2 separate regions of the Homo sapiens genome follow, and region 1 is linked to region 2. A link is an interaction called in ENCODE POLR2A ChIA-PET data of the cell type or tissue named here. Cell type or tissue: PC-9. All regions are shown on one strand. Links, peaks and the distances in the headings refer to the core of each region. The heading gives the core; the rest is flanking DNA. Region 1 overlaps MGLL (monoglyceride lipase). Region 2 overlaps LOC107986129 (a long non-coding RNA gene).

Evidence for each region. Peaks named below come from ENCODE experiments on the same cell type or tissue, not always from the same donor. Only the 100,000 strongest peaks of a DNase experiment are listed, where the experiment ranks them.
Region 1: POLR2A ChIA-PET joins it to region 2 with 5 read pairs; 3 of 35 experiments call an interaction of 5 or more read pairs at or near these places.

The regions. Positions count from the first base shown.
Region 1 is chr3:127,800,751-127,805,750 of GRCh38, forward strand. All of the region lies in intron 2 of MGLL (monoglyceride lipase), which reads right to left. Among named protein-coding and RNA genes, the nearest start is that of MGLL, 19 kb to the right of the region's middle. In PC-9, for the core only: no CTCF peak of the experiment used is centred there; a DNase peak (open chromatin) is centred at 3,041; H3K27ac peaks cover 3,238 bases.
Region 2 is chr3:127,877,530-127,888,289 of GRCh38, forward strand. All of the region lies in intron 3 of LOC107986129 (a long non-coding RNA gene), which reads right to left. Among named protein-coding and RNA genes, the nearest start is that of KBTBD12, 32 kb to the right of the region's middle. In PC-9, for the core only: no CTCF peak of the experiment used is centred there; no DNase peak of the experiment used is centred there.

The DNA.
Region 1 (5,000 bases), core at 1-5,000, 80 kb before region 2:
TGTGGTAGTAAGAACTACCCACTGGTTGGCCTGGGAACTTACTGGTAACAGTCAGAGCATGTGCTTCACCCCCTGAGGTGTCTAAGCATTGTAGCCAACAAGAAATCCCTTCAACTGCCTTTCCCTCCTCTAAACTCAGCTCAGAGTCCCGTAGAGCTCACCGGGTACCAGGCCAGCTTCAGAAGAAGCTGCTGATAAATTTAGAAGTCAGAGAGAGTACGTATAGTCAGAGAGAGAAGAGCAATGCTACTAATTAAAAAGGGGTAATGAGCCAGGTGCGGTGGCTCACGCCTGTAATCCCAGCACTTTGGGAGGCCAAGGCAGGTGGATTGCCTAAGGTCAGGAGTTCTAGACCAGCCTGACTAACATGGTGAAACCCCATCTCTAGTAAAAATACAAAAACTAGCCAGGCCTGATGGCAAGCGCCTGTAATCCCAGATACTCAGGAGGCTGAGGCAGGAGAATCGCTTGAACCCAGGAAGTGGAGGTTGCAGTGAGCCGAGATAGCGCCATTGCACTCCAGCCTGGGCAACAAGAGTGAAACTCCATCTCAAAAAAAAAAAAAAAAAAGGAGTGGGGGTAACGGCCAGGCGCGGCGGCTCACGCCTGTAATCTCAGCACTTTGTGAGGCTGAGGCTGGTGGATCACCTGAGATCAGGATTTCAAGACCAGCCTGACCAACATGGTGAAACCCCATCCCTACTAAAAATACAAAATTAGCCAGGCCTGGTGGTGCATGCCTGTAATCTCAGCTACTTGGGAGGCTGAGGCAGGAGAATCACTTGAACCCGGGAGGCGGAGGTTGCAGTGAGCCGAGATCGCACCATTGCACTCCAGCCTGGGCAACAAGAACAAAACTCCGTCTCAAAAATAAAATACAATAAAACAAAATTAAAAGGGGTGACATTTCCAAGAAAAGTTCAGATGCATGCAAGGTTCTGGAGTAGTCCCTAAAGTATTTATTTCCTTTAAAAAAGAAAGAAAAAATATATATGTATATGTTATGTATTTTAAAATATGTATTTATAATAATATAATAAATATATCATATATTTTATAATATAAAATATTTATATATATAATTTTTTTTCTAGAAAGGATGAAGCCCTATGAAAGTAGCTGGAAGGCTGCTGTGGCCACAGCTGTAACCCAACAGGAAGAACCCATGCTTGTCACCAGACAGAGGCCCACACAGCTCACAGCCCTCTATTTCTTATTTAACAGAGATTCCTTGAGAGCTCTGTCTGGCCAGGCACTGGGTTAGGCTCTGGGGACACATCTCAGACCAAGTCCCTACCCTTATGGAACTTCCAGTCTAGTGTGGACCCAGAATAATTAGCAGATGAGCATATGCCAGGCCGGGTTGGGCACCCTGAGCCAAGCATGTCAGGGTCAGGAGACAGGGGACATCCGCTCCATACCACACAGCACAGGCCTGCTTCCTATAGGACTGGAGATGCTAGAGTTGCGGAGTGTAAGAGATACTAGGTTCAAGAGTTTGGTCTTGAACTTCACTTACTTAGGTGCATACCTGTTTGCTGCTCATAAAATGCAAACAGGACCAAAGTGTGGAGGCCCACCGAGGCGGTCAGCAGCCTGACAGCCCTGGTGCCCAGGTGCAATAACAAGCAAAACCGACATCCTGCATTCCCTAATTAAGCCTGATTAGCCTCTCCCACACTTTCCCATCCTCCTGTAATCTCCTACAGGTGCAGAAAATATGTCAGTGCCAGTGGGGTGAGATGGATAATCACCCCCCTTGTACTAGGCTGGAAACTTAGATGGCTATTATTACTCCTCCAACACAAGATATCTACTGCCTCAAAATTATTTCATATGCTTTGGGGATGCAAGCTCCAGGAGTGATTTATTTTTAATCGAAAAGCAGTTCTGCATTATAGGAGGCCAAGAGATTAAGAACCTTTATTAACATGTGCGATCTCTTCAGATGCCTCTTCTAGGCCAGCCGGGGCCCTGGCCGGTTTTGAAAAGGTTCTTATGCCAAAGGGCTCCTCTGAGGCGACATTTAGATCAATATTTGGAACTGCCCTTCTGGGAAATCACTGATGGTCTGTGGAAGGCACATGGTGTGACTTTTAGAGCAGTCCATTAATGAAGAGCTCCACAGCTGTCCCAAGATTCTGGAAAAGGACCAGATGCTGGTATGACTGACCTCGCTTCTGTGCAAGAGCTTGGAGCACTGTCTTTCAAGCCTGAGTCTCTCTCTCTCTCTCTCTTTTTTTTTTTTAGACAGAGTCTTGCTCTGTCACCCAGGCTGGGGTGCAGTGGCACAATTTTGGCTCACTGCAACCTCCGCCTCCTGGGTTCAAGTGATTCTCCTGCCTCAGCCTCCTGAGTAGCTGGGATTACAGGTGCGTCCCCTCACACCCAGTTTATTTTTGTATTTTTAGTAGAGATGGGGTTTTGCCATGTTGGCCAGGCTGGTCTCGAACTCCTGGCCTCAAATGATCCACCTGCCTCAGCCTGCCAAAGTGCTGAGATTACAGGCGTGAGCCACCACACCTGGCACAAGCCTGAGTCTCTTTATTGCTGCACGGGGAGGGCCTTTGTTTGCTCTTGTTCTGGCAGTGGGCACCCACCTCCAGGCCGCCTGAAGGAACAAGCAGTGGGGTGGGGGTGAAGATATTCTGGCCCCACCTGCTTCTTCTAATTCTCCTTGGTGCCAACCAGCCTCACAGCAAACCATGGCCGATGCTGGTGCACTCACACCATATGGGATGCTTTTACTGTACAGGCATGTTCCATAGGAGGGGAACAGTACACTCATTTATGGGATGACTTTGAATGAAGATGTGCATATATGTCAGGGCAAAAAACAAAAAAGAAGAGAGCTAGACTCTAAATCACACAGAGGGTTGTTAAAAACCCTGCACATTTACTAGCTGGTGTGATGAGCCCTGAGTGTGCAGAGCATGAGTCTCTCAGCCTGTAGGACTCCCACAGCTGGTTGTGCCTGGGATGAGTTAGGGAAGTTTGATGTCACAGCATGAAATGCCATCACCGTGTACCAGGAAAACATTACTCATTCCCTCGTTCATCCCATTCCAATCCTCTGAGTACTTAAGAGAGAGACTCACTCAGGTGCTGACCCATTTTAAGCACCTCTCAGGCACTAGCTCACCACCACTTTCAGGACGGGGTGGCTCAGGGCTCTTGAGTGTACCCCAGTGCAGAGCTGCAATACACTGTCGCCTTGTTTTCTCCTTGTGGTCACCTATTTACAGCCCCTGACACTGGTTTCTACTTCTTGTGTTACAATAAAATTTCCTCTTAAAATAGATTTAAAGTAAAAAAGAAAGTTGATTTTAAAAAAACTATGAAGAAATAATATGAAATTTAAATAGCCGCTATGAAAATCACAAAGGTGGCGTGTAAACAATCAAGGTTTGGGAAAAGCTGATCTGGAGCCATTTAGCAGGAATTACCACCCGGAATGCAAGATGGCTAGTTAGGAGGTAACATCAATGGGAGGAGGATGGGGCCGCAGAGCCAGAAAGCAGTGTCGCCCAGGAGGCCGGCAGTGAGCAGAGGGTTGCAGGGCCACGGGGCGGACCAGACCCGGCTCAAATGTCACGTCTGCTTAAAGCCATCCTGGCCACATGGCAGAGACCACTGATCGCTTCTGCTCACTTGTCCCCCATCCCACAGTGACTCCCTGAGTAGGACTCCCCACTCCTGCCATGGCCACCTACAGGGGAATGAGTGAGCCTAAGTCCCCTGGGCCTCAGTTTCCCCATGGTAGAGCCCACAGGTCAAACTATAATAGATCATCTTTAGGGTGCTTTCCAACTCCTCAGAGTCTGTGCACATCAACGTTAATTGTCCTGGAGTGGTCAGTAGTCACATCTTTCTACTTCAGTTTCTTAAGGTTCTATAATGAACATGTTTCCCCAAAACACAGAGCCAGTTTTATTGACAATAACCAAATAAAATAACCTAAGATGAGCAAGTAGAAGAAGAGCCTGTTCTATGAAGAAGAAATGGTAATAGTTGGGCCAGGCCTGCCACCCCAGAGAGGCACTAGGAGGAAGTGGGCCAGGGTCCACTGGGGGTCTGCAGGCACCTCGACCCCTGGAGAGGTCTCCCACCCACACCTGAAGGACAAAGGACAAGGCCACCAGCACAGGCTCTGCTGGGAACAATGCAGTGGGAGAAGCCTTTCCTCACAGAGTCCATGGGGGTCTTGGAGAGACGGCCATTCTATGGGAACACAGGGACAGTATGGAGCTCTTTTTAAAGGCTCTGCAAGAGAGAATGTTTAAAAACGGCAGCTGCCGTGTGATTGTGGACCTGGATAAAATAGGAAGCAAGAGGCAGAGATAACAGGGAGCTGTTTTAGTCAGAGAAGTGGTTTCCTGATCTTCTATAAGAATGTGCTGGGCTCCATCTTATGTAACATTCATTTTCTTTCCTGGAAGGAGAACAGCTTGAACTTTCCAAGGCTGCAGATGGCTCCAAGTTCCTCTGGGTGGTGAAATGCCAAACGGATGGCGATAAATGATCAGGAATTTATTGAGAATGCGGGAGAGGTGAGACGAGCATTGAGTGATGAATTTAAGGAAAATGGTCACAATTTCATAGGCACAATGAGGCCTCTGCACTCCATTATGACCTGAAGGGGCATCTGCAGCCAGGCCAGCATCATCAGTGGGAGCGGGAGCTGAACACCTATGGAGGGTGAATGGGGCATGGACCACAGGCTCATACCGCAGACCTGGCATTCCTAACTGTGGGACCTCATCAGAGCCACTGAGCCTTTGTGGGCCTCAGTCTTCTCACCTGTAAAATGGGCTTATCATGCCCACCCCCCACTAGGGTTGTTGTGAGGGTTACGTAGCATCTGTACACACAGCTGAGTTACAGGCATGGTTCTGCAATATTTTACGAGGCATAGCTAGGTGCTGGAATTTCAATGGTGCTTTTAAAGCAAACAGACTTGGGTTCAAATCCTGGCCCTGCCACTTAATAGCATGTAGCTG
Region 2 (10,760 bases), core at 3,213-8,212:
TGCCTGCCACCATGCCTGGCTAAGTTTTGTATTTTTAGTAGGGATGGGGTTTCACCATGTTGGCCAGGCTGATCTCGGACTCCTGACTTCAGGTGATCCACCCACCTCGGCCTCCCAAAGTGCTGGGGTTACAGGCGTGAGCCACTACACCCGGCCCTTTATTTTCTTCTTTCAACTTTTCCGTGGTTTAGCTTGTTCCTCTCTTTCTAGCTTCTTGGGGGTATAACTGAATTACTGGCTTTAAATCTTCCTTCTTTTTAAATATATATATATTTTTATATATAAAAATTATATGTATATATTTATATATATTATATATATAAACATATATAATATATAAAAATATATAATATATATATTATTATATATAATATATATTTATATATATATTATAAAAATATTATTATATATAATATATATTTATATATATATTATAAAATATATATAATATATAAATATATATATATATTTTTAAAGAGACAAGGTCACGCTCTGTTGCCTAGGCTAGACAGCAGTGGCATGATCATGACTCACTGCAGCCTCAAACTGTTGGGCTCAAATGATCCTCCTGCCTTAGCCTTCTGAGTAGCTAGGACCACAGGCATGTACCACTGTGCCAACTAATTTCTTTTTTTTTTTTTTTGGTAGAGACAGGGTGTCACTATGTTGCCCAGGCTGGTCTTGAACTCCTGGACTCAAGAGATCCTCCCACCTTAGCCTCCTAAAGCCCTGGGATTACAAGCATGAGCCATCCTAAATTTTTTTATTTGTTGTATTTTCGTTATCATTCAGTTAAAAACGTTTTCTAATGTCTCTTGTGATTTCTTCTTAAACCCATATATTATGTAGATTCATTTCTAAACAGTTGGAGCTTATCTGATAATCTTTTTGTCATTGACTTCCAGCTTGGTTCCCATGTGGTTAAGAAACACACTCTGTTTGATTTTAAACTTTTGACATTTATCCAAAATTATTTATGGTCCACAATATGATCTATTCTGGTGATGTTTCATATCCATTTGAAAAGAATACATATTCTTCAGTTGTTGGGTATAATGTTCTCAAATTTTGACCAATTAGTTCAAATTGGTTTATAGTGTGGTTCAAATCTTATATATCTTTATCCATTTTTTGTCTGCTTATTATTCTATCAGTTATTGAAAGAGAAATGGCATAATGTGAATTTGACTTTTTTAAAATCTTAGTTCTATAAATTACTGAGGCATACAGGGTGAATACACTTTAGGACAGTTAACACTTCCTGAAGAATTAACCCTTTATCATTATTCTTTATCATAAGGATGAAAAGCACACCCTTCTCCCTGGAAATATTAATGTAGGTCATCAGCTATATCAGTATAGCAATGATATTAATATAGCTGCATCTGCTTTCTTATACTGTTTCTTTTTCCATTATTTTACTTTTAACCTTTCTGTATCCTTATATTTAAAGATAGTCTCTTGTAAACATTATAGGGTCAAGTTTTCTTTTTTCTGTCCAAACAAACTCTCTTGTTTCATTGGTGTGTTTATTCCATTTACGTTTTGAACTACTCATATGGTTGGGTGTAAGTCTGCCATCTTTCTGTTTTGTTTCCACTTGTCCCTTCTCATCCATTGTTTCTCCTTTCCAGACTTCTGAATTAATCAAGCATTTTTATTATTCCTTTTTATCTTTTGCATTCAATTAGTAATAACTCTTTATTTTATACCTAGTTGTTGCTCTAGGGATTATAATATGCCTCCTTAACTTATCATACTCTACCTTAAGTTGATATACAACTTCATGTACAATGCTAGAAACTTACAACAGTTTAATTTCTTTTAACCACTCACTCCCCTTTAGGTTACGTATTATATATTTTACCTCTACATATTATATAAATCCACCCATACTCTGTTATTAGTTATTTCAAGTGGTCAGTAGGCTCTAAAATGTATTTTTTGAACTGTTCTTTTCTATTTATCTAACCATTTCTGCTTCTAGTGGCCTTCATTCCTTCTTGAAGATATGGGCTTCCAACTGGGATCTTTTATCCTCACCCTTGTCTTAGTTCGGGTTGCTATAACAGAATACGATAGTCTGGGGGGCTTAAACAATAGAAATCTATTTTCTCACGGTTCTGGAGGTTGGAGTTAGGTCAGGGTGCCAGCCACACTGAGTCCTTGGTGAGGGCTCTCTTCCAGGTTATGTCCTCCCTCACACAGCCTTCCCTTGTGCATTTACACACAGAGATCTCATGTCTCTTCCTCTTTTTATAAGGGCATTAATTCCACCAGGAGGTCCCCAACCTCATGACCTAACTTAATTCTAATCACCTCCCAAAGGCTCCACCTCTGAATATGATCCAATTGGGGATTAGGGTTCAACATATGAATTTGGGAGACACAAACATTCAATGCATAGTGACCCTGAAGAACCTCCTTTAATATTTCCCAGGCTGGAGTGCAATGGCACAATCTCAGCTCACTGCAACCTCTGCCTTCCAGATTCAAGCAATTCTGCCTCAGCCTCCTGAGTAGCTGGGATTACAGGCATGTGCTACCACACCCAGCGAATTTTTGTATTTTTAGTAGAGACAGGGTTTCACTATGTTGGCCAGGCTGGTCTCGAACCCCTGACCTCAGGTGATACACCAGCCTCGGCTTCCCAAAGTGCTGGGATTACAGGCGTGAGCCACTGCACCCAGCTGAAATTCTTTTTCCTTTCCATGCTTTACTTAGGTAATTTCTACAATCTGTTTTGTGTTTACTTATTCTTTCATTTATTGTGTCTGGTCTGCTGTTAAGCCCTTCTGATGAGCTCATCATTTCAGATATTTTTCTGTTCCATAATTTCTAATTGGTTCTTTTTTAGAGTTTCAATTTCTCTGCTAAAATTTTCCATCATTTCATCAACTTTTTCCAGTAAGTTATTTAGCACAGCAGTCCCCAACCTTTTTGGCACAATTTTTCCACTGATGAGGGTGGGGGTGGGGATGGTTTCGGGATGTTTCAAGCACATTACATTTATTGTGCACTTTTTTTTATTATTATTACATTGTAATATACAATGAAATAATTATACAACTCACCATAACAAAGAATCAGTGGGAGCCCTGAGCTTGTTTTCCTGCAACTAGATAGTCCCATCTGGGGGTGATGGGAGAAGAGATACCTGAAGTGTGTTGCTTATGTCCAGTCTGTTCTCATTTTGTCCAGTATCTCGTTTTGGTTGCTGTCACTGCAGAAAACCCTGCTTCACAAACAGAGGATGCTGGAAATGGAAGCAGGTTTTTCAGTGCTTTTGTGGCAATCTCAGGATACTCCGCCTTGACTTTAATCCAGAACATATGGGGATTTGAAGTTGTCTCAAACATACTTTTAAGGCCACCAGATGCAGCTGTACAACTGAAGTATATTGACTCACTTGCCAGCCACCAATTGCAGCTTAATTGTCACTTGCCACTCACTGGTAGGGTTTTGATATTAGCCTGCAAGCAGTGGATTTATTGTGGTCTTATGGTCTCTGTGCAGTGAAAACTGTCTGCTAATGTTAACCTGTATTTGCAGCCACTCCCTAGCACTAACATCACTGCCTGAGCTCCCCTCAGATCATCAGGCTTTAGATTATCATAAGGAAAGTGCAACCTAGGTCCCTCCCATGTGCAGTTCACAATAGGATTCATGCTCCTATGAGAATCTAATGCCACCACTGATCTGACAGGAGGTGGAACTCAGGCAGTAATGTGAATGAGGGGGAGTGGATGTAAATACAGATCTCGCTTGCCCGCCACTCACTTCCTGCTGTGTGGCGTCGTTCCTAACAGGCCATGGACTAGTACCGGTTTGTGGCACAAGGGTTGGGGACCTCTGCTTTAACATATTTATAACAATTATTTAAAGACTATTCTCTGCTAATTCCAACATCTAGTTCACCTTTGAGTCTGTCTCTTTTGATCATTTTTCCTCCTTTTGATAAACCATCACATTTTTTTCCTTCTTCACACATAGAACTGATTTTTCAGCATATGCCAGACATTGTGTGACTCCTAGAAACTCTGAATTTTGTTACCTTTCTCTAAAGCGGGCTGAGTTTTGTTCAGGGAGTCTGGTGGATCCCTTCAATTTTGCTGAGGCTGGGCTTTTCGACATGTCTATTTCAATGTTTCCCTTAGTCATCAGGCACAGCCCTTACTTCTATAGCATGGTTCTTACTCTTAATGAAATGACCTTTCTGGGGTTTTAATTAAATGCCAGAGATGCCCACCAAGGTCTATGGCTTGACTGGCTGAAATTCTTCAATGATGAGTTATCATTGAAATCTCTGATCAACTCTCTGTTCCTAGGAGCTGTTCTCTATTAGGCATCATAGTGTCTTGCCCCGGACATGTTCAGTTTAAGATTTAGCCAAGGACCTTAAGGGAGGCCTTATACAAAGTTAAGGAATTGTCTCTCATCTGGTACCCTGACACACAAATTGCCACTGTCACAGAAGCCACAAGCAATGTTTCCAGATTCCCTGCCCAGCTTCCCTTCCCTGCTGCTCTCTTTGCTTGACTAAATTATCCCCCACTGTGGTTTAGAAACCAACTTCAAGCAGAAAGCCAGGATAAATATCAAGTACCTCCCTTGGCTCAAGGCAGCTCAAGGCTTTAAGCCACTGTCCAAGGCCTGAAAACCATTGTTTCACATGTTTTGTGCATTTGTTATAGTCTTCATGATAGAATGGTAAGTCTAATGCTACTCCATCACAACCGGACTGGAAGTCTTTGAGTAAGTTACTATCTGCACAAACAAGAGGATGATTCAAAATTACCTAATGCAGGCTGGGTGCGGTGGCTCACGCCTGTAATCCCAGCACTTTGGGAGGCCGAGGCGGGTGGATCATGAGGTCAGGAGATCGAGACCATCCTGGCTAACAAGGTGAAACCCCGTCTCTACTAAAAATACAAAAAATTAGCCGGGCGCGGTGGCGGACGCCTGTAGTCCCAGCTACTGGGGAGGCTGAGGCAGGAGAATGGCGTGAACCCGGGAAGCGGAGCTTGCAGTGAGCCGAGATTGCACCACTGCAGTCCGCAGTCCGGCCTGGGCGACAGAGCGAGACTCCGTCTCAAAAAAAAAAAAAAAAAAAAAAAAAAAAAAATTACCTAATGCAATGGAACATTAAAAACTCAATTACTGCCTGTCTCCCTCTGAGCCTACCCTGTAGCTGAGTTGATCCCCACCACAGGCCTCTGTTTCCTCCTCTTTCCCATCAGCCATGGTCTTACAGCCTGTCACATTCAAGTTGACATTCTATTCATTTACCGTGTTCTTATTCTGAACCCTTCCTTAGACACAGGAGTTACAAAATTGCCATTATTGGAAGGAAAGCACAATTCAAGAAAAAAGCTCAAAGGATCTCAAAAATACAGATTATATAATAAAAAAGGACAATGGCTTTTAAATATACTAATATATTCTATTACAGACCAAATACATGAGAAATTAGAAACCCCTGAATAGCTGTTGGCTTGTATTGCATTTTAAAAAGACAGAAGATCTTGAGAATATGCCCTAATGGAGGAATAGCAATGACAACTCAAAACAGACAGCTTTTTTACATATATTAGTCTCTTGCATTTGAAATGGTAATGAATGATATCTGCCCCACACCTCTCCCCCACAATCCAGCTAAGGTTAAAAATAAAAATAAGAAGGCATGCTCCAGGTGGGCAGTCAGGAGGATCCCAGGAATATTCTGGGCACTTGCTATAGCTGCCAAGAATAGGATTCAAGGTTTATCCCAAATAATCTATGAAATGGAAAGAAACACGAAGACAATTAATATTAACAATCCATTATGGCAAAACTGGGCACTCTCCAGATGCTTTAATATATATATATATATATATATATATATACATACACACACACATACACATATATACACATATACACATATATGTACATTATATATATATATATTTTTTTTGAGACAGAGTCTCACTCTGTTGTCCAGGCTGGAGTGCAGTGGTGGAGGTTCACTGCAACCTCCACCTCCCGGGTTCAAGCGATTCTCCTGCCTCAGTCCCCTGAGTAGCTGGGATCACAGGCGCATGCCACCACACCTGGCTAATTTTTGTATTTTTAGTAGAGGTGGGGTTTCACCATGTTGACCTGGCTGGTCTCAAACTCCTGACCTCAAATGATCCACCCACGTCAGCCTTCCAAAATGCTGAGATTTCAGGCGTGAGCCACTGTGCCCAGCCACTTTAAAATATTTTTGACTACCTGTATATAACCCAAGTCTTTAAGAGTTCATCTTAACAGACTTCCATTTGTAGAACATGCTTAGATTCTACCCTGAGTCCCTTTATTGATTCGAGGTCTTATCAAGTCACAATGTTTACTAGTTTTGAAAATGTGTTTAACATGGAAAACACTGCTGCGTCTCGCCACAGCATTTTATCTTCACATCTGGCTTGGGGACCATCAGCTTACCAAGTCCACTCACGCCCGCTAATGTTTCCAAAAGCTTTATTTTGGAAATTTGGTGCACTTTGGCTTTGAAACATGTGTATAGATGATTTTTAACATAAGAAGCCCTGCATTCATTGTTATTTTTAAATAAATGTATGCAACTGTTAAATTTTGTGTTTCTTGGGTTTTGTTTTCCACAGCTGACTGGGCATATTCCCAGTGAGAAAATAAGGTCAGCAAAACAGCTGCAATAGTGGAAAAGGGACCAGTGGCCATGAGAGAGAACCAATGAAAGAGCATCTGCTAATGTATTAATGTGATGTCATGGAAGAACTAACCATCTTAAAGATTATAAAATGCAAGGGTATGAGGCTTCCAGAAGATACCTCTTAAAGGCCCAGCAAATTATAAATATGTTGACAACACTTCATAGATAGATTAACACATATAAAATGTATCATATGAAAGATAACATTTATCCTAAATTAGGCGTGGTTCTAAGTCTAACGAATATTCAGATGGCAGAGCTAGAAGAAACTGAACATTTTTCTTCCTGGAAAGCAGTAAACTTTGTTCTAATCTCAGTCATCCTTCTACCTAGCTGTGCAACGCTATTTAGACAACCAGGGCCTCGGTTTCTTTATTTGAAACCAAATTCCTCAGAATTTTATTATTTTATCCTCCTTCCCCTCCCCAATAGAATGTAATTCTCTGAAAACTTAATGTATCTGCTTCAGATACTTCTGTTCTTTTAGCTAAGTGCCAAGGATTGCAATGGAAGAATGGTAAGAAATATTTTTTCCATGGTAAGGGTGATGTTTAGAGCACAGAAAACAGCAAATGCATTACTCGGCATCCTGACTATACTCTTATTGTGAAGCCTAACCTTTTAAATTGTTTTAAACCGGATGCTCTGAGGCTAGTAACTTGATGAATTAACTCATAAATGACTGCATTTCAATTTGGATGTCCCTATATGGACCCTGGCACAGGCTAGCGTTGCCATGGCTGTTCTCTAAATGAACATATAGATTTTACTTATTTATTTATTTATTGAGACAGGGTCTCACTCTGTTGCTCAGACTGGAGTGCAGTGGTATGATCTCAGCTCACTGCAGCCTCGAACTCCGGGTGCAAGCAATCCTCTCACCTCAGTCTCCCAAGTAACTGGGACTACAGGTGTGCGCCACCACGCCTGGCTAATTTTGTTGTATCTTTTGTAGAGATGGGGTTTCACCATGTTGCCCAGGCTGGTTTTGGACTCCTGAACTCAAGCGATCCTCCTACCTCGAGCCTCCCAAAGTGCTGTGATTACAGTCATGAGCCACCATGCCCAGCCCATATAGATTTATGTTAAATAATTAATTAGCATATTTCTTAAAAGGCTGAAATCATCAAAACAATTTGCTAAAATTTATAGACTTACAATTCTTTTCACTTAAACAATTTATCATATGTCCCTAAGGCTCTTTCATCTTTACACACCTCTAAACACACAGCATGCACAGATTCATCAGATACACAGTCACACACTTGCATGATCTATTGTTTCTCATACTTTTCCCTTAGAACTATATGATCTTTATTTATAATGCCTACAAAATAGTGAAATTGATAGAACAATTTTGTCAACTTTATCTGTGTCAGACTGAAACATGTAAATTAAGGTCTATTATTGGTGTGTTTTCGTTCATTTCTTCTTACATTTCTTTCTTTTGTTTTTCTTGAGATGGAATTTCGTTCTGTCACCCAGGCTGGAGTGCAATGGCCTGATCTTGGCTCACTGTAACCTCAACCTCCCAGGTTCAAGTGATTCTCCTGCCTCAGCCTCCCGAGTAGCTGGGACTACAGTCGTGCACCACCACGCCCGGCTAATTTTTGTATTTTTAGTAGAGACGGGGTTTTGCCATGTTGGCCAGGCTGGTCTCAAACTCCATTGTTATTTAGGCAATAACACTGTTTTTGCTTAATGGTGATCTTTTCATTCTTCAGTGTTCTTAAATTTGGACAATATGATTTGTCAGCATTACAGACAAGGTAGTACACAAGCTGTTCTGCTCTCTACCTGATTCAGACATTGCCACGGCACATATAACACTGGCATCCTGTATCATTTAGCTTTCTCTGTTTAACAAAACACCCCTAAATTTAGTGGCTTAAAACAACGAAGTCATTATCTCCCATGGTTCTGTGGGTTGGCTGAGTGGCTCTTCACATCATTAGTTCGGGAGACGGCAGTGTGGCTGGTCTTGAGGGGCCTGACTGCCAGGTCTGGCTTGCTGTCAGCTGAGGCCACAGCCATATGTCTGTAATCAAGCAGCAGGCCAGCCTGGGCTTGTTCACATGGGCACAGGGGGGCTCGCAGCAGCACGGAGGGGCGAGCCCCAACACACAAGCGCTGCTCAAGTCTCCACCTGCATTCGTCTACTGTTGTTCCAGTGACCAGACAAGGGCCAAGTCCAGAGTCATGTGGGCACAAGGCCATTTCACAAAGAGTCTGCCCCACTCTATGCCATTCATCTGTTCCCTTTCTTTGTTTTTGCCTTAGGTCTGTTGTCAAATGTATTCAGCATCCAATCCTTTTCTGAGGTTTCCCCTGTCATCTTCCGGCTGGTTGGAGTTCATCCTCATGATAACAGGGACTGGGTGGAAATGCCGTCTTCTAATTTGCATAAAAGCACTGCACGTGCTAGCTGCAGGCCTGACCTTCAGCTATACTGTAGACAGCCTTGAAAGTGCCTTTGCAGAATTGTAAGTAATGAAATAAATCTAACATGATGGGCTCCATCTTGATTCTAACCTCACAGGTTAAATTGTTTTTTGCTTATTCTAGCGCAGAGGCCAAAATAACCATAAGAGGAATTTAGTTAAAGTTTGAGGCAAGGAAAACTGACCCCCTCCTTTTTCAGAGACCAAAGCTGCATTAATAAGATAAGATTAGAATTATGGCAGGGGCTTGAGCTTTGCTAAAGAATAGGCATAAACAATGACCTGCCATTGCTTAGTGTGTTTTCTACAAGTTGCTTATTGCCCCAGAGTCATGTAACCAGGGGTTACATGATTTAAAAGCTTCCCAAGTACTCCTACACCATTGTGAAAACTAAATAACTAGTCTTTGAGATATTTTTTTAGATTTAGCATTTCAACAGACAAACAGATGCCACCTGGTCCTAAGACCCACTCCCCAACTCCCAGGAACTGACTCAGCTACTAAAAGGCAGTTTTAGACACACCTGTTATTTTGTTCCCACCCATACAATTATTCCAGTTCCCAAGCCCCATCTGCCAAAGTACCATTAAAAAACTCTAGCCTCCGAATTCTCCGGGGGACAGGCTTAAGAAGTTTCTCCTGTTCTCCATGCTTGGCTGGCCCTGCAATTAGTAAACTCTTTCTTTGCTGCAACACCTGCTGTTCTCATTTTTTGGGGGACAGTGGGCAACACGCAAGAAGAACCCATTAGCTTGTGACAGCCTGAGTCTACAAAGAAGGAGGATGTGGCTGGAATGCAAAGTCTGGGGAATCAGCCTGCTCACCTGACCACGCTTCCATCCCTGGTGTACTAGTCAACGTTCTTCAGGAAGCGGGGGTTGCAGTGAGTCAAGATCATGCCACTGCACTCCAGGCTGGGTGACAGAGTGAGACTGTCTAAAAACAAAAAGGTTCTCCAGGGAAACAGAACCAACAGGAGATATAGATTTATAGACAGATAAAGAGAGGGAGAGACTAAGACAGAGAAAAATAGGAAGATGCAGCTCTCTAGGAAAATTATTAGGGGAATGGTCTCATATGATTATGGAGGCCGAGAAGCCCTCCCATCACCTGCTGTCTGCAGCTAGAGAACCAGGAAAGCTGGTGGTAAAATTCAGTCCCAGCCCCGAAGTCCTGAGAACCAGGAGGGCAGATGGTAGAACTCCCGGTCAAGTCCACAGGCCTGAGAACCAGGTGCTGTGATGTCCAAGGCAGGAGAAGATGGATGTCCCAGCTCAAGAAGAGAGTGAATCCCCCCTTCCTCTGCCTTTTTGTCCTATCACGCCTTCAATGGGTTAGGTGATGTCCAATCTGGGGAGGGTAGACATTTTTTACTCAGTCCACCATTTCAAATGCTAACCTCTTCCAGAAACACTCTTACATGCACACCCAGGAGTCATGTTTTACCAACCATCTGGGCATTCCTTAGCCCAGTCGAGTTGACACACAAATGAACAATCACATCTGGGCTGCTATTTTTTATTCCAAGTCATCAGCCAGCCCTCAGTTCTTACTGGATCCAGAAAGAACTTCCTCATATCCAAGAGCCAATGCTGAGTTCTCAGAC